Linked DNA regions of Homo sapiens: region 2 is linked to region 1. The links are chromatin contacts, found by Hi-C or POLR2A ChIA-PET in ENCODE. All regions are on one chromosome and are shown on one strand. Each heading gives the region's core, a stretch centred on a gene start or an enhancer-like site at or near the end of the contact. The rest is flanking DNA. Distances are from core to core; before and after follow the strand shown. Region 1 has its middle 8.5 kb from the start of MIR10226. Region 2 holds the start of PRAC2 (PRAC2 small nuclear protein).

Region 1 (2,700 bases), core at 141-2,640:
TCTCTTTCTTTCCCCAGTGCCTGGCTCATGGCAAACACTCAAATATTTGAAATAATGAATCAACAAACAAATATTGTTGAATGAATGAGACCTAAATTGGAAGGAAATGGAGGTCTGTAAGGTTGTGCCCAGACTGTTTTGGGTAAATTATTCAACATTACCTGCATCGGCCTCCAAAGTTAAAGGGTATCTAGTAGGAATTTAGAGGTAAGATTTTTTTTTTTTCCCCCGCTATATAGCAAAGTTTCAAAGGGTGGTTAAGGGCACAGAAAATTTGAGCCTCGGGCGGTGTCCTGCTCATCCCCCTGCACCCCACACCCAGGCCTGGCTGGCCCCACCCCCGCCAATCTTTGCAGCCCTGCAAAGCGCCCAGCCCGGCTGCGGTCCCGCCAGCGGGGAGCCATCCATCACCGCCTGAATGCCAGCCAACCCGAGCAGCCCCGCCTTCCTGCCAGCCAATAGCCGGAAGGCAGGGGGCGTGCGGGGCTCTAAGTGGTATAAAAGGGGTCCGAGGGCCAGGCCGCGCTACCTCTGCGCCCCCAGTTGGCTCTGCTTGTTGCTGGCGTCCTGTTCCGTGCCAGAGCCCCCGGGCCGGTGTTTCTGTGCGTGCCGTCTGGCTGGGCCCTGGCTCCTGGGGTCTGGGTTTCAGACGTGCCCCGGTGCCCATTCTGCTGGAGGAAAGAAGAGGCCCTGAGGCCCCCTTCCCTTATACACTTGGGGCCCGCAGGGTCGCCCACGAGGGCAAGGGGGTGGAGGAATGCAGAAAGATGCAGAGGGGCCCTGGGGATGGCAGGACACTGGAAGGCAGGCCCTGGCTGCTCTCCCGCACGGAACCGCCGGCCGCCCTTCCCGAAAACCAGTCCTCCGCGCTCCCCTCCGCGCCCGCCGGCTCCGGCCTGTGGCAGCGCTAATGAGGCAGTCTGGAGGAAGCCGGTGCCAGCGGGCAGGACTCTGGGCGGCAGGCCAGGCTTGTCATCCTGGCGGCTCTGCCGAGCTGCGGGCGCCACGTGGGAGCTGGGGGCACAGCAGCCGGCGGCCCTCCACCCCCAGCGGGGTCTCCGCCTCAGCCCCCGGAAAGCTGGGCCTGCAAACTCAGGGTCCTCTGGAAGGGGCAGCGCCCTTCCTTGCCGGCCCTCCCGGGTCCTCTGGCAGTGCTGCGCAGCCCGCTCTGCGCTGTCCTCTCCGCCGCGGCGTGGGTCCGTCGGCTGCTTCGCAGCCGCGCCGCTCCCCACAATCCCTCAGCCATCGCGGGCGAGGACACCTTTCCGGTCGCCTCTCGGCATTGCCATGCCCCCTCAGCCCCTTCCTTTTAACCTAGTACGGTTACTGTGTGGGCCAGGGGTTCGGATGGGCCTAGGGCAGGGATGCGCGAGAAAGCCACTTGTCCCCAGCAGTTCCCCATCCGGAGCCCCGCCCTGCGAAAACTACACCAAACACGTCAACCTGAGGCTCAGTGTTCCCTTCCGTAAAATGGGGAGAGCATCGCGTAATTCACAGGATTCGGTGAGCCAGTTTGTGTGAAGGGCCCAGCCTCCTGCCTGTCCCTTTACATTCCCGTCCCTGCTACATTGGAATAGCAGGGCCGAGGCGGGCGCGACCGCGTTGCTAAGAAGCGCATTTGCCCGTCCCTCCTTGCGGTCGCTTAAGGGTGGTGGAGGAAGCCAAGCCCTGGGTGTGGCCGCATATTTGCCAAAATATTTCTGGAAAATGTCTCCTTTCTTGTCGCCATACTAGCCCCTGAACTCCACGGAATTTAACCGAATACTCTTTTTTTTTCTCCCCTTCCAAGAGTTGCCATTTTGCATTATTTACTGGGACGGGTTACGTACTCAGCGCTTACAATGTAAATGTTTACATAACTATATCATTTTCTCTAATTGCAGAAGTAGTCAAGCCCGTTATAAATGTCCAATCTTAAACAGTTTTATAATGTAGGACTTGAAAGCCGCAGGGACAACTTCTATTAAGGTCCACGGCTCGCCACTTTCCCTCCTTCGCTGAAATTCCTGTGCCCACGCTGGCGCAGCACTAGCAGGGTGGGTCACGCGTGCAGGTTGCTAGGGCAACGTCCTGTCGCCGGCGTCGGAAACCAACCAGTAACTCTCAGGAGCCGGAGTCGGGTCCGCCCTGGGGGCGGAGTTAGTCAGCAGGTCGGTCCGGCGGGAGCGCGTTTCCTGCCGGTCCCTGCAGGTGGCACCATAGGATCGCGGATGCTTTCCTGGGGCGGGGCTTTCCTGGGGCGGGGCTTCCCGCAGTGCTCAGCGCACTCCAGGGGCGGGGCCGGGGTGGAGCCGGGGTGGAACGTGAGCCACCAGCTGCAGTCCGCAAAGGATCGAGGGAAACGAGCTGTCCCGGGACGCAACGCTAGACAAGCTCAGGGACGCATTTACAGGGACGCAGAAAGTGTACGCGTCAGAGAGTGGAAAGGAGAAAACAGGTTCTGGGACGGCGACAGAGAAGGGAAGTCGTGTCGCCCAGAAAGGCTATACAATCTCCACCCTTCCCGTTTGTCCCTGCGACACCCTTTCACCCTCCTGTCCCTCCGGACCTGCAATTCTTCACACCCTCTGCAGCGCACAGGGTGCTCAGGACACATGTGCACGGTGGGGGCTGGCGATGCTTCCTCGCCCCCACCACCCGCAAGCTTGCAGAGAGCTGTAGTGCCCAGGATGTATGCCAGGATAGGAATTCCACGGTTCC
Region 2 (2,744 bases), core at 245-2,744, 700 kb after region 1:
GTTATAATCACAGTTAACTTTCACCCAGTTTCCTTTTTTAAAAAAATTTTATTGTATAAATAGAGACAGCGTCTTGCTACATTGCCCAGGCTGGTCTGGAACTCCTGTGCTCAAGGAATCTTCCTGCCTCGGCCTCCCGAAATTCCAGAATTACAGGCTGAGCCATCACTCCTGGTCTCGCCCAGTAGATGTTTCAAAGTAGATGTTTTCTAAAATATTTTACAATATTTACAAATTTTAAATAATAATAACGTTATCAATATTAATTTTGCTTATGCCAGGACTCCATCCCATTGGAGACAAACATTAAGTCTTATGGCAGACCTTACAGCGGGTGCTAGTTCCCACTCCCAAGCCTCTCCCCCGCCTAGGTCCTGCAGGTCCCGCGTGCTGCGAAACATTTTCTTTGTCCCTTTCTGCCCAGGGCGGCTGCCGGTCTCTCCAGGAACCGCGAGTAGGTGCTCCCGCCAGGTGGTATCGGTGAAAGCCTGCTGCTCACCCTTCCCTTGTTTCCCAAAACTTCTGAAGGCTCCCAAATTCCTGGGAGACCCTCTCCCAGGGCCTCCTGATGCAGCTACCATACTGAGCGATCCGTCGATAACGCCCTTGGCCCACCGATCAGTTTACCTTATTAGAGAGAAAAGCACTCTTGGAGGTAGTAAGATGGGCCGGTCCTTGATCTGAGAAATGGGCGCACAACATCGCTGTTCTCTCTGCAAAGGTGGGGACCAGAATCCAGCTTGCCTGACCTTGCAAGCAAGCATCGGCCTAAAGGTTTCAGCCTCCCAGTGGCGCTCTGTTTGCACGCCTTAGGCTAGGAGAGGAAGGACGGGAGCACAGCACTGGGTGCCCCTCTCCCTGTAGAGTCTGGGGCGGGGCTCAGTAAGAAGGCCTGCGGTTGGTGGCTCCCCACCTCATAGCTGCAAGTAGGGGCGAAAGCTGGAGTGTCTCCTCCCAGCAGCCTCCTCGCCTCCCCGCAAACCTCCGAATCTCCCTGGACCTCCTGGTTGCTGTGGCCCTTCCTCCCCTGATTGGCTTCCTCCCTCTTTCCCAAGGCCAGAGAAGTCCTCTCTTCCCCTCACCTTCCTCCCTCTTCCCATAAAACTTTTAGGAAAATGGGGGCGGGGGCGGTGGAGACCACCAGCCTGGAACTTCAAGTTCAATGGCAAAGTCCCTGACCCTCCCCCCAGGCTGGGCGCCAGCATTATTCTAGGGGCGATTAAACTCTTTTGCTGCCCCCTGTGCACCTCCCAGTTCGGGGGCAGTTTAGGGGAGGAGAGAAGGTAATGGTGGAATTCTTTCCCTCACTCTCCCCCGACCACTTCGTCCCCTCCCCCTCATCCCCTCTACACAGAACTAACTGGTAGGGAGAGAGGAAGAAAGGCTGGCATCGGTTCCTCATTGGATGTTTTAAATCTGTCTCAGGCCCAGGCCAGTGCCTGGGGGGAGGGGCGGGGTGTCCTGCTTTTGGGCTAGAGGCCCGGGGCCGCTCCCGAGCTTTCTCCCCTCTTCCCTGGAGAGCGACTGTTCGGGAGGGTGAGAATGGTATAAATTTCAAAAACAACGAAACCTTCTTTTGCCCCCTCCGCAGCAGTCGCCTCCGGGCTTTATTGCAAGTTTACGGTAACGAGTTCATCTATTTAATTCGCGGTTGCAGCTCGGGGATTTCTATTAGACAGGACGGGTTGGGGCCGGGGGGCACAGGGTCTCCCCTGAAGGAAACCCAATTAGAGTGCAGCACTTAGCACCTTCAATATAACTTTAATGAAGGGGGGGAGGGGAGCTGCAGGGAAGAGAAGTTTGCTCTAGGTTGGGGAAGGAAAGCTGGAGCTGCTCCCGAGAACTGGGGGGCCTGGATGAGGCTTTTTCCTGCTTCGAGGGCTTTCCAGCTTCCGGCCCGGGAACTACTATTTGGAGTAGGGATCGCCTGCAGGGAAGGCGGGGCGGATTCTCGGCTGGCGGCGGCCTCGCAGGGTTCCCGGAAGCGCTAGCCAGCCGGAGTAAAACCCGAAAGATGGAGCCTCAGGTTCGCGCTCTGCGTTGCGGGTGCTGGAACCGAGATTCAAAAAGAGCTTCCGGAGGTAGTTTCTACGCATTGCGCCACTACTCCCTTATTCGGCTTCTGGAGGCCTAATAAAATCCACTTGCTTTGGAGTTAGAAATTATTTCGGGCCTGGAGCCCGCGTAGACGCGACCCTGTGATCCCATTTCGTAGCTTGCTGAGAGATTCGCTGCGGGAGTTTGGCTCTGAGGGAGGGGAACGGTCTGGAGGGCAGCTCAGGGTACAATTGCGCCTTGTTAGTGAAAAGGCGCCCTGCTTATTTTCCGGAGTATATGTGTGTGCCTCTGCGTTTATTCGTCTGTGAGCTCATTGTCTGGATTCACCTATTGTGACATTGTGTTCACACGTTTGTCCGAATGGTAAGCAAAACATTTCCTCCTGTAGCTTAACATAGCCCTTATGTAAAAATAAATATCTGCAGGCGAATATAGGTTTGTAGATTTTGTTGTGATTTAAACACAAATAAGTGAGAGATTTCAATGTGGTCGTCCAGGGATAGGTGGGAGACTAAAATTGGGAAGGGATTCCCAATGAAAGCGTTTAATACAAAACGAAATTAAATATTTTTTGCACAGGTTCCATACAAGTAAATCCGAAAAAAAGTGTGTGTGGGGGGGTCCACACCACTAATTATTATGGCGAGGAAGATAAAGAAGACATGGACAGAAGGCGGATGGCTCTG

Evidence for each region. Hi-C counts contacts between places; a loop is a spot of excess contacts on that map. ChIA-PET counts read pairs that join two places held with the same protein, here RNA polymerase II (POLR2A). Pooled maps may share reads with other maps.
Region 2: a pooled map shows a loop between it and region 1 (6-fold over the local background). The contact joins the promoter of PRAC2 here to the enhancer-like site in region 1. A Hi-C loop is called at or near these places in 1 of 37 single-sample maps with no recorded cell type and 6 of 50 pooled maps. POLR2A ChIA-PET finds 5 or more read pairs at or near these places in 1 of 52 experiments (A673).

Annotation. Positions count from the first base shown.
Region 1 is chr17:48,023,066-48,025,765 of GRCh38, forward strand. No RefSeq gene overlaps it. Among named protein-coding and RNA genes, the nearest start is that of MIR10226, 8.5 kb to the right of the region's middle. RefSeq lists a silencer at 1,308-1,437. Within about 2 kb of position 1,391, at least 33 of the 41 ENCODE cell types and tissues checked have a DNase peak (open chromatin) inside an H3K27ac peak, as active enhancers do; they include A673, where a contact is called at or near this core.
Region 2 is chr17:48,721,691-48,724,434 of GRCh38, forward strand. PRAC2 (PRAC2 small nuclear protein) reads left to right here and starts at 1,495. Exons shown (of 2, transcript NM_001282275.2): 1 at 1,495-1,623; 2 at 2,638-2,744. The coding sequence starts at 2,721. It overlaps PRAC1 (PRAC1 small nuclear protein), which reads right to left and starts at 828. Exons shown (of 2, transcript NM_032391.3): 1 at 628-828; 2 at 29-209. The coding sequence starts at 702. The coding sequence ends at 111. It overlaps MIR3185 (microRNA 3185), which reads right to left; the gene lies at 2,718-2,744. RefSeq lists enhancers at 774-1,288, 1,289-1,804.